Linked DNA regions of Homo sapiens: region 1 is linked to region 2. A link is an interaction called in ENCODE POLR2A ChIA-PET data of the cell type or tissue named here. Cell type or tissue: GM12878. All regions are shown on one strand.

Region 1 (8,000 bases), 320 kb after region 2:
TGAGCTCAGGAGTTCAAGACCAGCCTGGCTAACACATAGTGAAACCTCGTCTCTACTAAGAAAAATACAAAAATTAGCTGGCCATGGTGGCGGGTGCCTGTGATTCCAGCTACTTGGGAAGTCGAGGCAGGATAATCGCTTGAATCAGAAAGGCGGAGGTTGCAGTGAGGTGAGATCCTGCCACTGCACTCCTGCCTGGGTGACAGAGCAAGACTCTGTCTCTCAAAAACAAAAAACAAAAAACCCAAAAAGAACAGAAGAAAAAGACAACAGCACATATATGGATCACTCACTATTTAAAAGTGCATAATTGATGGTACCTACTTAGCAGTTTTCAGTGTGTTATGAGTTGGAAGATACTGTTTGGGGGCACTGCTCTGCGATCTTGCTCATTATGGAGCCATCTGTGCGCATGATTGCTTTTTTTACGTTTCAACCTGCAATTCATCCTTTTAGACTGCTTTTTGAAATGGGATCTGGGCCCTTTAATTTTTTTTTTTCTTGTGCCAGCTGGCACTGAATTTTGTCAGGTGTGGGTGCTGGAGAGACTTTGCAGGAGGAAAAGAGTTTTGCTTTCTGGTTCCAGCAGCTCCTGCAGACCTCTCAACTTCTCCAGTGTCCAGCTCCATTCTATTGACTTCCATGAAAGTGGAGAAAAGAAAGTGGAGGCGGGTGCAGTGGCTCACACCTGTAATCCCAGCACTTTGGGAGACCAAGGCAGGTGGATCACCTGAGGACAAGAATTCGAGACTAGCCTGACCAACATGGCAAAACCCCGTCTCTACTAAAAACAGAAAAAAAAAAATTAACTGGGTATGGTGGTGGGCACCTGTAATCCCAGCTACTTGGGAGGCTGAGACAGGAGAATCACTTTAAATCCGGGAGGCGGAGGTTGGTTGAGCTGAGATCGCGCCATTGCACTCCAGGCTGGGGAACAAGAGCGAAACTCCCTCTCAAAAAACAAACAAACAAACAAACAAAAAAAAACAATTTTTGTGGAGATCATACAAAATTGAAATTTTGTAATTGAAAATCATACAAAATTGATTTCCAGTAACTACTGGAGTTCTTATTGCGTGTTCTCAAATGGTAAAGTCATAGATAAAAGACAAAATATTCAATGATTGCAAAAGAAATCATTGGTAATCTTATTGTATAGGACAAGGAAATTGTCATCAGATGAAAACACTAATTTTTTTTTTTTGAGACAGAGTCTTGCTCCCAGGCTGGAGTGCAGGGGCTGCCATCTCGGCTCACTGCAACCTCTGCCTCCTGGGTTCAAGTGATTCTCCTGCCTCAGCCTCCTGAGTAGCTTGGGATTACAGGTGCCCACCACCATGCCTGGCTAATTTTTGTATTTTTAGTAAAGACAGGTTTCACCATGTTGGCCAGGCTGGTCACGAACTCCTGACCTCAAGTGATCCACCAGCCTCGGCCTCCCAAAGTGCTGGGATTACAGGCATGAGCCACCGCACCAGACCTGAAAATTCTAAAATTTTTTTGTTCCCAATAAATAATTGACAGTGCTTTAGTCATGCCATGTAGGGAATGATTGTTCATGCGGCTTCCATCATGTAGCATATTCCATCCAGTCTTTCCTCCTTTCTTCCTTAAAGACTTCCTGCCACCCTCAAAAACTAAATTGATGAACTAGACCTCAGGCTTTTTAGTTTTCCACAGCATATAACAAATGAATAACACAGATGTCATCAAGAATGAATTCCTTAAACTGTATGCAACAAAGATAGAGCTACACTTGTAAAAATTACAAAGCCTATAGAAAGCCCTACCAAACTGAAATCCAGGATCTTCAGTTTACTAAGCAAGCTCTTTAGCCAACCCATAGATCTCTCTTGAATGAAAAAAGAAAATCAGGAAAAGAAATTTAGTATGAGGAGTTTACCATTTTTGCACCCTAGAAATTGGTTTAAGAGAGGCTGGGCACGGTGGCTCACATCTGTAATCCCAGCAATTTGGGAAGCTGAGGCAGGTGGATCACCTGAGGCCAGGAGTTTGAGACCAGCCTTATCAACATGGTGAAACCCCATCTCTACTAAAAAACACAAACATTAGCTGGGAATGGTGGTGGGCGCCTGTAATACCAGCTACTCGGGAGGCTGAGGCAGGAGAACCTCTTGAACCCAGGAGGCGGAGGTTGCAGTGAGCTGAGATTTTGCCATGGAGTGCCTGGGCGACAGCAAGACTCCGTCTCTCTCTCTCTCTCTCTCTCTCTCTCTCTCTCACACACACACACACACACACACACAGAAAAAAAGAAATTGGTTTAAGAGAAGAACATATGTATTTATTGATGAAAAACAAATGCAATATGACAGCATTATAGAGTCTGGAGTCTGCTCAAAGGCACTGTGCCCCTGGTAAATTGATAGCACTTTACTGATGTTACCACATCAATAACCACAAGAAGATATGAGTTAACATATAATATCATATAGTGGGTAATTTTAAGTTTTCTAGTAATACTAAGAAAGTAAAGTTAAACAAGTGAAATTAATTTAATTTTATTTTTTTTAAGAGAAGGGGGCTCGCTGTATTGCCCGCGTTGGTCTCAAACTCCTAGGTTCAGGAAATTCCCCTTTCCACAGCCTCTGGAATAGCTGGGATTACAAGAGCATACCACTGTGCCCAGCTACTTCTAATATATTTTAACTCCAAATATTATCATTTAAACATGTTATCAAGAAAATATGAGAATTCTTTTTTCTTTCTTTCTGTTTTTGTACTATGTTTTTGAAATATGTGTGAGTGGCTGTTGTGGACAGTGCTGCTCTAGAATACTCAGGAGAAAAGAAAGTATTTTATCTTCAAATACAATCTCTGTAGTTTTTTCAGTGGAGTGGGATGGGGTCCCAATCTGCTTATCATATCAAAGGTCAAAGGCTTCTTTTTCTTAGTATAATATTTTCAATGTTCATTCATGTCATAGCTTGTATTAGAATTTCATTTCTTTTTATAGATAAATAATACTTTTTTTTTTTTTTGAGATGGAGTTTCGCTCTTATGGCCCAGGCTGGAATGCAATGGGGTGATCTCAGCTCACTGCAACCTCCGCCTCCCAGGTTCAAGTGATTCTCCTGCCTCAGCCTCCTAAGTAGCTGGGATTACAGGTGGCTGCTACTACACAAGGCTAATTATTGTATTGTTAGTAGAGATGGGGTTTCACCATGTTGGCCAGGCTGGTGTCGAACTCCTGACCTCAGGTGATCCACCTGCCTCAGCCTCCCAAAGTGCTGGCATTACAGGCGTGAGCCATCGCACCCCGCCAAATAGTACTCTTTATTTGATTTTTTTGAGTTGTCTTTCCAGAGATCTCTTTCAGCCAACCCCTTTCTCAGTATCAGTAAAAGAAAGGAGATTAAGAGAATGCATTTTCAGAAGAGAATGTTTTGTTTAAGGGGGAGATGTTGTCTTTTTCAAAAAAATTGTGTATTTTATTGGAGACGAGGGTCTCATTCTGTTGTCCAAGTTGGCCTTCAATTGCAGGCCTTAAGCGATTCTCCCGCCTCAGCCTTCTGAGTATAGTTACAGAGTCACGCCACCATGCCCAGGTTGGTGTTGTCTTTCTATGAAAAAGCCGCCACAGAACAGAACAAAACAATGCGACGAAATCTACACGTTTATTAAACACGAAAACAAAAATAAAAATCTTGAAAGTAGAAGGGAATTACCTCGGTTGGTTAAAGCCCAGTAACATAAGATTGTGAGTCCCACTCCCGGTAGACGCTCAATTTTTCACCTTCTACCGTGGAAGTTCTCTGTTGGTGTTAGTTGCAAAAAGTGGGCGATAAAAGAAAATGCACGAATACAGTGCTACTTACAGTCTGGTCGGCATCACCCAGCTAAAAATTAATGGGCCTCATCAAAGAATCGACGTAGAATCACTGGAGGTAAGTCCCGGAAAACTGGGTATAATACTCCTTCTCAGGGATTCTCCAGCGCGCTAAATAAAGTTTGAGTAGCATTTTAAGGAGCTCCGAATCCTTTGGACCGTCCTCCACATCCACCCCTTTTTTTTTTACCGGCTCACAGCCCAAGAGAAAGTGGATCCAATGAGGTCTAGGCGCGTGGAGAGTTCGTTAAGTTCCCAGCACCCATCACATCGCACATTGTCTATCGTCGATACACTTCTGTACGATAAATATTGAGTATACTACAAATTAAGGTATCTTTTGCTTGTGCGTGTTCTCTTTCCTGCGACACCTTGATTTCCTATGCAAGTTCCTCCACGATGCCCCAGGCGTCGGGGATCAAATTCAGAAACACCTGGAAAGGAGAGCCATCTGTTTTATCAGACACCGCCCCAAGGATTCTCTTCCTTACACCCTATCCCTCTTGTTGCATGTTTAACGTTTGTCTGGGATCCCTTTCAAGTCCGGTTTCTTAATGTCAGTATGTAGCAGGAAGGCTCGCAAGCTCTTCTTGGTGCGATCGTGGGACTGGACGGGGATATCGAGGCTGAATCGCGTTAGCAGGCATGGGACAGGGCATTACCAAGATCGCCGAACTGAGAGACTAAGGGAGACACTGATTTCTATTCTTCACAGCCGCGCCTTTCTTAATTCAATATTTCTCCAGACGATGTCCCTTCTTTTACGTCCAGGACCTATGCTCAGGGACAAAGTTGTGCAGGAAAGGGTCTGAAGAGTGGAAGCCTGCCCAAGGCGGGGGAAAATAAATGAAGAAACTGTCTGGGTAAGCATAGGCACAGAAGAAACAAACAAACAAAAAGATACTTGATTTAAAATACTAAAAAAAGTGGTTGGGCGGCGGCTCACGCCTGTAATCCCAGCTCTTTGGGAGGCCGAGGCGGACGGATCACCTGAGGTCAGGAGTTCGAGACCATAATGGCCAAAATGGCGAAACCCCATCTCTACTAAATATACCAAAAATAAATAAATAAATAAATAAGAAATTAGCCGAGCGCGGTGGCATACTGCTGTAATCCCAGCTACCCGGGAGGCTGAGGCAGGAGAATCGCTGGAAATCGGGAGACAGAGGCTGCAGTGAGTTGACATCCTGCTACTGCACTCCAGTCCAGCCTGGGCAACAGGGCAACACTCCGTCTGAAAAAAACAAAAAACCAAAAAAACAAAAACAAAAACAAAGTAAAAAAAAGAAAAAAGAAAAATGTCGGTCGGTCGCGGTAGCTCAGGCCTGTAACCCCTGTACTTTGGGAGGCTGAGGCGGGCGGATCACTTCAGTTCAGGAGTTCGAGACCAACCTGACCAACATGGCGAAACCCCGTCTCTACTCAAAATTTCCTTCCTTCCTTTCTACTTTTTTGTTTTGTTTTGTTTTGTTTTGTTTTGTTTTTGGCGGGTTTCGCTCTTGTGGGCCGAGCTGGAGTGCAGTCGCGCGATCTCGGCTCCCTGCAACCTCTGCCTCCCGGGTTCAAGCGATTCTCCTGCCTCAGCCTCCCGGGTAGCTGGGATTACTGGCGCCCACAACCACGCTTGGCTAATTTTTGTATTTTTAACAGAGACAGGGTTTCACCACGTTGGTCAGGCTGGTCTCAAACTCCTGACCTCAAGTGATCCGCCCGCCTCGGCCTCCCAAAGTGCTGGCATTACAGGCGTGAGCCACCACGCCCCGCCTAAAAATACAAAAATTAGCCGGGGGTGGCGGCGGACACCTGTAGTCACAGCTATTCCGGAGGCTGAGGCACGAGAATGGCTTACACCTGGAGGCGGACGTTGCAGTAAGCCGAGATGGAGCCACTGCACTCCAGCCTGGGCGACAAAGGGAGATCCAGACTCAAAAGAAAAGAAAAAAAGTCGGTAGGTCAATATTGTTTTTTAAATTTGGATTTAAAAAATTAAGATATAATTAACATAACATAAAATCCAACTTTTGAAGGTGTACAATTCACTGCTTTTTAGTGTATTCACAGACTTGTGCAACTATCACCATTATCTAATTTCAAACCATTCTCATCATCCCAAACAAACTCCGTACTCATTCCCCTCTTTCTCCAGCCCCTGGCAAATATTAACACTTTCTACCTTTACAGATTTGTCTATTCTAGACATTTTCTATAAATTGAATCATACAATATGTAGCTTTTCGTGTTTGGCTTCTTTTCCTTAGCATAATATTTTCAAGGTTCATTCACTTTGTAGCACGTATTGTAACTTTATTTTATTTTATTTTATTTATTTATTTTGAGACAGTGTCTCGCTCTACAGCCCAGGCTGGAGTGCAGTGGCGCCATCTCGGCTAACTACAACCTCCACCTCCCGGGTTCAAGAGATTCTCCTGCCTCAACTTTCCGAGTAGCTGGGATTACAGGCGCGCATTACCATGTCTGGCTAATTTTTGTATTTTTAGTAGAGCCATGCTTAGTAGAGCTGTGTTGGCCAGGCTGGTCTCGAACTCCTGACCTCAGGTGATCCGCCCTCCTCGGCCTCTCAAAGTGCTGGGATTACAGACGTGAGCCACCATGCCCGGCCTAGAACTTTACTTCTTTTTGTTGTCGAATGTTTGAATTTTTTGAGTTGTCTTTCCAGAGATCTCTTTGAACCAACCCATTTCTCAGTATCAGTTGGGAAAAAAAAAGAAAGGGGAGATTTAAAAAATGCAATTTCCAGGCCGGGCGCGGTGGCTCACGCCTGTAATCCCAGCACTTTGGGGAGGCCAAGGAGGGCGAATTGCCTGAGATCTGGAGTTTGCGACCAGCCTGGGCAACACGGTGAAACCCCTGTCTCTACTAAAATACAAAAAATTAGCCAGGCCTGGCGGCGTCAGCCTGTAGTACCAGCTATTTGGGAGGCTGAGGCAGGAGAATTGCTTGAACCCGGGAGGCAGAGGTTGCAGTGTGCCGAGATGCAGCCAGTGCGCTCCAGCCTGGGCGACAGAGCGAGACTCCGTCTCAAAAAAAAAAAGAAAAAAAGCAATTTCCGAAGAGACTTAAGGTCTCAAATTTCAGTTTGATACTTAACTTTAAACCAGACTTAAAGGTCACGATTGTGATGTGCAGCAGTACGGTGCAAGGTGAAGAGCCAGATCAGATGAATTTTCTTTCAAAGGACTTTAAGAACCGGTTTCTGTCATCAGTTTGAAAACACACAGGATATTTTTCTTAAAAAAAAAAAAAAAAAAAGCCAAGATTAACACCCGAGCCAGCCAGGAGTCGAACCTAGAATCTTCTGATCCGTAGTCAGACGCGTTATCCATTGCGCCACTGGCCCTCGGTTGCGCTTTTGACTACTGGCCACTCAGTCTGCGTCTGTCGATTATCTATCATTGATGTACCCGCTTTTTGTTTTTGTTTTTGTTTTTTAATGAGACAGAGTCCTGCTCTCTCGCCCAGTCTAGAGTGCACTGGCGCGATCTCGGCTCACTGCAACCTCCGCCTCTCGGGTTCAAGCGATTCTCCTGCCCCAGCCTCTTGAGTATCTGGGATTACAGGCGCGCGCCACCACTCCCGGCTGATTTTTGTATTTTTAGTAGAGACGGGGTTTCACCATGTCGGCCAGGCTGGTCTCCAGCTCCTGACATCAGGTGATCCGCCCGCCTCGGCCTCCCAAAGTGCTGGGATTACAAGCGTGAGCCACCGCCCCCTTGTGTCTATTGCACTTGTGAAAGCTTCATTAATTTATGCAGTCGGTGCATCTGCTCATTCATTAAATAATTTCATTTTTTAAACATACTTGTGTTGGATACTGATGCTTTGTGTGGAACAGTGATCAGAGATCCAAATACTTTAAAAATTTTGAGATAATGAAAAAGAAAATGGAATACTTTCTTGAGGTACACATCATATGTTTTCCATTTCATTCTCCAAAGAACCATAACAAAAGAAACATAACCAAAGAATCCTTACAGAGAAAATAATTTCATACTTTATGCAACAGAAAAGACATTAAGAAACATCTCCCAGGCCGGGCGCCGTGGCTTACGCCTGTAATCCCAGCACTTTGGGAGGCAGGTTGATCACTTGAGGTCAGGAGTTCGACACCAGCCTGGCCAACATGGTGAAA
Region 2 (8,000 bases):
GTCTTCACAGTCTCGTGCAGGTCTCTCCTCATGAGTGAAAGAGCTCTTTCAGAACACAACAAGAACCAGAATATTGCACTTAGTGTTGCAATTCAATACAGGACTCCTAGACAAGCGACTCAAAGTTCCTGGGCGCTGGAGCTTGCCCACTAGCCACTGATATCCGCGGACATCACGTTCACACCTAATTCTCACGAACCCGCAGAAAAGGAGTATTGAATTGAGAGTCCAAGCAACCTCAAGTCTGTAAATGCCAATGGGAGAAGCAACGGGAAATAAGGGAACGCATGAGAGTGGGGAGTCATCTGCATTTAAGCACAATTAATATCTAAATCAGGAGCCTCTTCGATGGCGTTCAACTGACTTGCTCTTCCAAAAGAACGGCTAAAACTGGACTGGCGCGGGCTTGCGAGGTGAGGAGGGGGGCTCGTTTCTATCCTAACTGGAAAAGATGACTCTGGAGAGGTCTCCGACTCTTCAGCCAAACATGATTCCCGTAAGTTCTGGTGAAGGACGCGAGACCATTCCCAAGAGCCAAAGCCTCCAGCCACTCTAGCCCAGGGAAAGGGAGGAATTCAGAACACAGGTTTCCAAAAATCTTAAGGAGAGTCCAGCACAGAAAAATGCAAAAAGATGAAAACACATAAATGTCAGGATAAATCTAGGTAAATTAATAAGGTTGATTCTTGCTTCAGATACTACAAAATGGTTAGGATCAGCTAATTTTCCCCCAGTTGCATATTTCATATTTGTGGAGTACTCCTCCTTAAAAGGTAACATCCTGGTACATAGAGAAATGACAGTTTGGCTTACTGACAAATATTGGATGATGACAATTGCCTCGCCCTTTTAAGGCTTACTGTTGGCATACACTGCTTACCGGTTTAGTTTCATAAATGGATACCTGAGAAACATGTTTAAAATCTTGTTGATTTTGCTCCTGTAGAGCACTTAGAAATAATGCTGAAGGCACAAATAGAGTCCATGAGCAAAGAGCAGTGAACATCATCTAAGAGGTGTAGGTTACTGATCTAAATCTAATTCTCAGGTGCTGTGTAGGTTTGCATTCTCATCTTAGCCCCTCATTTCCTTATTTATGATGTAAAGACTAAGTGAGGCCAAATATATAAATGAGGGTATTTTGCAAAATGTGAGGTCTTATATACATGTCAGTGACTAACATTATTTTGCTAAAAGTATATCCTGGAGTACATTTCACATAAGCATTATAGAAGTGCACCTCATTCCTTTTATCAGTTGCAGAATCTTCCATTCTATGGATCTTCCAAAATTTATTTTAAAAGTCAAACATCAATGGCCATTTGAAGTTGTTCAAATTGTCGCTATAACTCAGAAATTTGCAGCGAATGTTAGAGCGTGTCCCAGTTGTTGCGGGTGTCTCCTGCATCCCCATCCCCTGAAGGAGCAGGAAGCTTGATCTCTGGGAATGCATCCTGCTTAGTCTCCTTCTGTCAGAACGTCAGAATAAGGGGTCCTCCCAGGTCTGAGGATAAAGTGTTACTTGTCAGTTTGAAACAACAGCATGATAATCATCTAACTAATGCCAAAGAATAAGAAACATTGACAGCAAATACAATTTCTGGCAGAAAATTTGACCTTTCCAAGAGAGCTAAAGTTCAGTACAGTGACTTATGCTAATGGGCAAAGCATTCTTTGTGTAGTCGTGGCCGAGTGGTTAAGGCGATGGACTAGAAATCCATTGGGGTTTCCCCGCGCAGGTTCGAATCCTGCCGACTACGATAACGTTTCCCTTTGCAAAAGGGATATAACACCTTATCAGATGGGATATCCTGACTTTGTCTTCCAGGAAGAAGCCTGGTTGTTCCAACCTGATCAGACTTTTTCTCTTTATATGCCCACTAAAAATACTCCGCCACCTTCCTGAAACAATGAGGAAAATGTGTACTTATTTGAAAAAAAAAAAAAAAAAAAGGTAATTCCACCAGAGTCTTACTGGTGTTTTACCCCCAAGAAAAGCCAAGGTGATGCTATCATGTTTCCTGCAATCGATGCCCTGTTTTGAAGGCAGCTTTCCTTAAAAATTGTTGCTAGGAGTGTTTGTGTCTCACAGAATTGTTCCCTTGTTAGGGATCTACTTCAGTAAAGTAAACATCCTCATTCATACAGAAAAGGAAATTCCAGGAAATCCAGGATCAAATACAAGTGAAAGCAAAGACTCAGATATGGTCGCCAAGATGGGAATAACTTGGGCTTTATTAAGCAAACAACTAAGCAATTAAATATATTAAGTAAGGCAATTTTCCTTGAAATCATATAAAAACGAACTGACGACGTCAAGCCAGACTGGCTTGTCCAGGTGTCCAGGACGATGATGAGGCAAGAGGTACTGAAAAGAAAGTGAGGGTGTTACTATATTCAGAGCACGGAAAGATAATCAGCTCAGGTGCAGAATCACATTGTGTGATTAACAACTATGGTTAAATAATGCATTGGAATTATGCATTATAATTAATTATGGTTAAATAATGCAAAGGAATGCTAGCCACAGTTGAGTACTTTTTAAGGAATTCCTAGGGGAATTCTATCACTGCCTTGGAAGCTTAGTGGAGCTCATCCTCACTTCTTGCCTTGCTGCATCTTCTTTTTTATTTGTTAGACCTCCCATTCTCCATTTTCTATATCAGAGATCAGTTACTTGTGCCTTCTTGGATAAACTCAATCAGTTTAGCCAAGCATTTTGCAACTTTATTAGTTATTTTTTTCCAAACTAAATTTTGGCTTTTTTTTTTTTTTTTTTTTTTTTTTTTTTTTTTTTTTTGCTTATCTCCATCTTATGTTTCAATTTTATTGCATTAAATCAGCCATTTTCTTCTTCATTTCCTTCCCTAAGATTTCTTTGGATAAAATTTGCTAATTTCTAATTTCTTTCAATGGATCTCAGATTATTGATGTTCAGATATTATTTTATTATTAATTATGTATTTAAGAGTTTAAGCATCCAAGTGCATTTTGGACTGCATGAAACATATTTCATAAGTATTATTTTCAATGTCATTCTTTTGAATATAATTTTTATTACCATTTAGATATCTTCTTGGAACCATACGCACATTTTCTTTCTTTCTTTCTTTCTTTCTTCCTTCCTTCCTCCCTCCCTCCCTCCCTCCCTCCCTCCCTCCCTCCCTCTCTCTCTCTCTCTCTCTTTCTTTCTTTCTTTCTTTCTTTCTTTCTTTCTTTCTTTTCTTTCTTGTTTTTTTTGAAACGGAGTTTCGCTCTTTTGCTCTTCTTGCCCAGGCTGGAGTGCAATGGCACAATCTCGGCTCACCGCAACCTCTGCCTCCGAGTTCAAGCGATTCTCCTGCCTCAGACTTCCAAGTAGCTGGGATTACAGGCGTGCGCCAGCACACCCTGCTAATTTTGTATTTTTAGTAGAGACGGGGTTTCTCCATGTTGGTCAGGCTGGTCTCGAACTCCTGACCTCAGGTGATCCGTCTGCCCCGGCATACGCAAACTTTTTAACTTCTAAACATAACACAATTTTTGATTTCTAATTGATGTCTAGCAAAATGTACTGTGGCTAGACCCTAGTATTTATCTCTCAGACTGTTCAAATTTTGGAAACTTACTTGAAAATCGGCAAGGCAAAAGTTTTTTTTGTTTTGTTTTGTTTTGTTTTTAGTTCCATGTATACTTCAAAAAGAAACTTGTCTTCGGAAGTTGAGATGCCACTGGGCGCGGTGGCTCATCCCTATAATTCCAACACTTTGGGAGGCTGGAGTGGGCGGATCACTGGAGCCCAGGAGTTCCAGATCAGCTTGGGCAACATAGTGAAAACTCGTCTCTACAAAAAAATTAGCCGGGTATGGTGGCAGGCGCCTGTGTTCCCAGCTACTCCGGAGGCTGAGGCGGGAGGATCACTGAGCCCGGGGAGGTCGAGGCTGCAGTGAGCAGTGATCCCACCACTACACTCCAGCCCGGGCAACAGAGTTAAAAAAAAAAAAAATTGAAGTGTGTAGTGTTCTTCGTATGTAAGTTAGGTAAAATTCAGGAATAGTTTTGTTTAAAACTTTTACATCTTTACTGTTTTCCTTCCCTCTTCTGCTTTTTGATTAGTTTCTGAGGGATATATATTGTGTTAAAATTTCTAAGTATGATTGCGGCTTTATCTGATTCTTTCTTTCTTTCTTTTTTTTTTTTTAGACATTCCGGCTCTGTCGCCCAGGCTGGAGGGCAGTGACGCGATCTCGGCTCGCTGCAAGCTCCGCCTCCCGGGTTCTGGCCATTCTCCTGCCTCAACCTCCCGAGTAGCTGGGACTACAGGCGCCCGCCAGCACGCCTGGCTAATTTTTTGTATTTTTAGTAGAGACGGGGTTTCACCGTGTTAGCCCACCGTGTTAGGATGGTCTCGATTTCCTGACCTCGTGATCCGCCCGCCTCGGCCTTCCAAAGTGTTGGGATTACAGGCGTGAGCCACCGAACCCGGCCTTTTTTTTTTTTTTTTTTAATTTTTACCTTATATATTTTAGGAGTTCCTAAATTTTACCTCGTACAGTTTAGGAGCTTATTTTTTCCCTGTATCTTTTTGTTTTCCAAAGCAACAAGAAATTCTAAACAAAATGCTGCTTATGAAATATTTATAAATCGGCAATGGCAAGTATCACCTTCAAGTGGCACAACAAACAAGATAACACTCAGTGAAAAAATCTGGGCTTAAATTACACAGAATTCAGAATACTCATAAAGTGTTAAGAAAAAGAGCATTACTTTGCTTTTGTCTCCCTCTTGCTTCTTTTCTCAACAAGAAAGGAAAAATATCCTAAATTGAGGGCTTCCTCTGAGTGGAGGTCTCACAGTAAGGGTTGAAAAGGAATTTAATCATCCCTTAACCAGCCAGGTTTTATTTTATTCCCTTCTGCTGGACCTATATATGTGTCATTCTAATGTCCCAAAGGGTAATGCGAGGAACCAGCACTCATAAGCTCCCTCAGAAAAGAGAGAGAAACTCAAAGAACTGGTTTGACTAGGATCTCAGCTTTGGGTGTGTAATTTTGGCCTCCTAATTTACAAGGCTGAGATTAATGAATCATATGGCCACAATTCAAAGGTTTTTTTTTAATTCAATTTTTTTTTTTTTTTTGAGATGGAGTCTTGCTCTGTCGCCCAGGCTGGAGTGCAGTGGCACAATCTCTGCTCACTGCAACCTCCAGCCTCCAGCCTCTTGGGTTCAAGTGATTCTCCTGTGTCAGCCTCCCAAGTAGCTGGGATTACAGATGTGTGCCACCACGCCTGGCTAATTTTTGTATTTTTAGTAGAGACGGAGTTTCGCCATGTTGGCCAGGCTGGTCTTGAACTCCTGACCTCATGTGATCCACCTGCCTCGGCCTAACCAAAGTGCTGGGATTATAGGGGTGAACCACTGCAGCCAGCCTCAAAGGTAATATTTTTAAAGCAGCTTCATGTTTAAGATCATGTTTGGTGATTTTGAACCTTTTAGTTAAATTCAATTATTTGACATGGAAGGAAATTCAAAAGGCAGGTGATTCCCTGCTCAGCATCCATGGTCTTCCACAGTTTTTGTGAACTCCTTGATAATGATTTCTCCAATTGTTTTGTATCAGGGGGCATGTAAAGTGAGAGAGTTCATACCTTTTTTCCTATTTGGCTTGGACTTTTTATTTTTCTTTTTAAAGAGACGGGAGTCTCTCTATTTTGCCCAGGCTGGCCTCCAACTCCTGAGCTCAAGTGATCTTCTTGCCTCAGCCTCCCAAGAAGCTGGAACTATAGAGACATGTAGTACCTTATCTGGCTGTGCCTTGGAATTTTTAAGAATTTAAAAATCTCTTTCCCAATAACTTCATGACCATGAAGTGGAAGAGAGAATTGCCAACTGCTTTTTGTTGTTTTGGGAAATGCATAAAATACATATATGAGAGATGTCTCTAATTGTTACAAAATTCTCTGAGACAGGCCAAGCATCTGTTTCCCCAGTGGCAAAGCTATACTCACTACTATACCAAGGTGAAAAGGGTTATTGGAAATTGCTGTGCTCAGTGCCATGGTCCAAGTATATTTCTGATATTCACAGACCAATGCAGGCACATGCATACCTAAAGCATATGACTTTCCAGGCTTTATCTGAGCCATGCTGCTAATTTCGTTGCTAAACTTAATCTTTCCCTTTTCTTTCATGTTGTGGCCCTCCAGAATTAATCATTCTCCTTTAATGATCAAGGCCCACAAGCATAAATCTTGTACCCGAGAAATGGTAGACTCACACTTTTCCCCAATCAAACTTTCTAATGCTCATCCACCTGGAAATTGCAGTTTTCATTTTTATTTGTGTATTCCACCCTCTTTGTGCCATTATGCTGCTGGCCACAAGCAGTTTCCTTAAACTCTCCCTGTGTGGGCTTGTTTATATTTGTAGAATATTCCTCCTAATAGACACCAATCACCATAAGGTCAGCAACTGTGCTTGTGTTTTGTTTACCTTTGTGTCTATAGCACTAAGCACAACACCTGGCCCACCACAAAAATTTAATATTTTCTACTGTGTGTGTTTGTGTGTGTGTGTGTGTGTGTGTGTGTGAGACAGAGTTTCGCCTTGTCGCCCAGACTGGAGTGCAACGGCGTGATCTGGGCTCACTGCAACCTCCGTCTCCTGAGTTCAAGCAATTCTCCTGCCTCAGCTTCCCAAGTAGCTGGGATTACAGGCGCCCGCCAACACGCCTGGCTAATTTTTTATATTTTTAGTAGAGACGGGAGTTTCACCATGTCGGCCAGGCTGCTCTTGAACTTCTGACCTCAGGTGATCCACCCGTCTTGGCCTCCCAAAGTGCTGGGATTACATGCATGAGCCACTGCGTCCCGCCTGTTTTCTACTATTTATAGAAAGAATGACCTTCTCAGAGCTCCTAATTGAATGTTTAGTTCACAGTAAGAACCTAGTTTAGTATATTGCCTTACTTGAATCTGCTGATTGTTTTAGTCCAAATTCTTACTCATCTCATTCTTTGTCCTCCTTCTAAGTTATATTCTCTGTTAGAACAGCTCTAAGCCAGTCAAGTGGCTGCCCACAGGGCCACTAGCTATTACTAGGTCTGAGGAGGCAGTTCAATTACTGAAGGAGAGAAAATTGTATTCCTCATGTTGCAATTTTAAATTTCTCTAGTTTTTAAATTTCTATTGGAGAAATTCTTTTCCTTCTCTACATTCTTGGTCTGTATTTATGTAGAATAATGTTTCCTTGATTTGCTAGATCAAACCTATTTATATATTGATTGCAGAGAGTCCAGAGCCTATCCTGTGTAGAAGGTGATGGTTGTAAGCATGTCAGAATTAAATTTAAAATTCACTGTAACCTAAAACTAATGTTAAAATTGATCTTTATATGTTTTTCTCTTTGAGTCTGTGGGTAAGAATGATTAAACTCCTTTGTTTAATATCAGCTTTTTAAAAAATCCCACTTACCAGAACGTCTTCTTTCTACTGTCTCCCTCCAAGTGGGCAAGTGGGCCAAGGTGCTCTGAAGGGATGTATGGACTCTCCCTGGGGTGTGGGGGTGAAGGTCAAGAAGTGGGGTAGGGGAGGGAAGACAGTGACATTTTCTTCTGTTAAACCGGTGACCACTATCCATCGAATCACAGAATACAAATTTCTTTTTGCAGCATAGGTTTTTTTCCAAACAGTCACAGACAGTTGAACACTTGGAAATGCCTCCTTTAACAGTTGAAAATTTACAATGCAATAAAATCGTCTTTGCATCATGGCTATGGCATACACTGGAGTCCAGCTGGGTAGGGTCAAATTCTGAGACCTGTGATTCTTTACTCTAGTAAAAGCCATTTGCTTCTCCCCACTGCCCTTTAGGGTAACAATCTGGGATGGCTACTCTCTCCTACCTTTCCTTTGCCATTGATGGTACAATAATGATCAGTTCTTGGTATATCTTCTATTCTTCTTGGTACCAAGGAAATTTTTTTTTTGCAGCAGAGCTTGGAAGGACCCTGTAGGAGCTG

The links. Peaks named below come from ENCODE experiments on the same cell type or tissue, not always from the same donor. Only the 100,000 strongest peaks of a DNase experiment are listed, where the experiment ranks them.
Region 1: POLR2A ChIA-PET joins it to region 2 with 15 read pairs; 3 of 35 experiments call an interaction of 5 or more read pairs at or near these places.

The regions. Positions count from the first base shown.
Region 1 is chr6:27,214,381-27,222,380 of GRCh38, reverse strand. TRR-ACG2-3 (tRNA-Arg (anticodon ACG) 2-3) reads right to left here and starts at 7,208; the gene lies at 7,136-7,208. It overlaps LOC124901293 (a long non-coding RNA gene), which reads right to left and starts at 4,715. Exons shown (of 2, transcript XR_007059536.1): 1 at 4,513-4,715; 2 at 3,620-4,284. RefSeq lists an enhancer at 6,738-7,238. In GM12878, no CTCF peak of the experiment used is centred here; no DNase peak of the experiment used is centred here; H3K4me3 peaks cover 772 bases.
Region 2 is chr6:27,535,535-27,543,534 of GRCh38, reverse strand. TRS-AGA1-1 (tRNA-Ser (anticodon AGA) 1-1) reads left to right here and starts at 1,679; the gene lies at 1,679-1,760. RefSeq lists a silencer at 1,652-1,701. In GM12878, no CTCF peak of the experiment used is centred here; no DNase peak of the experiment used is centred here.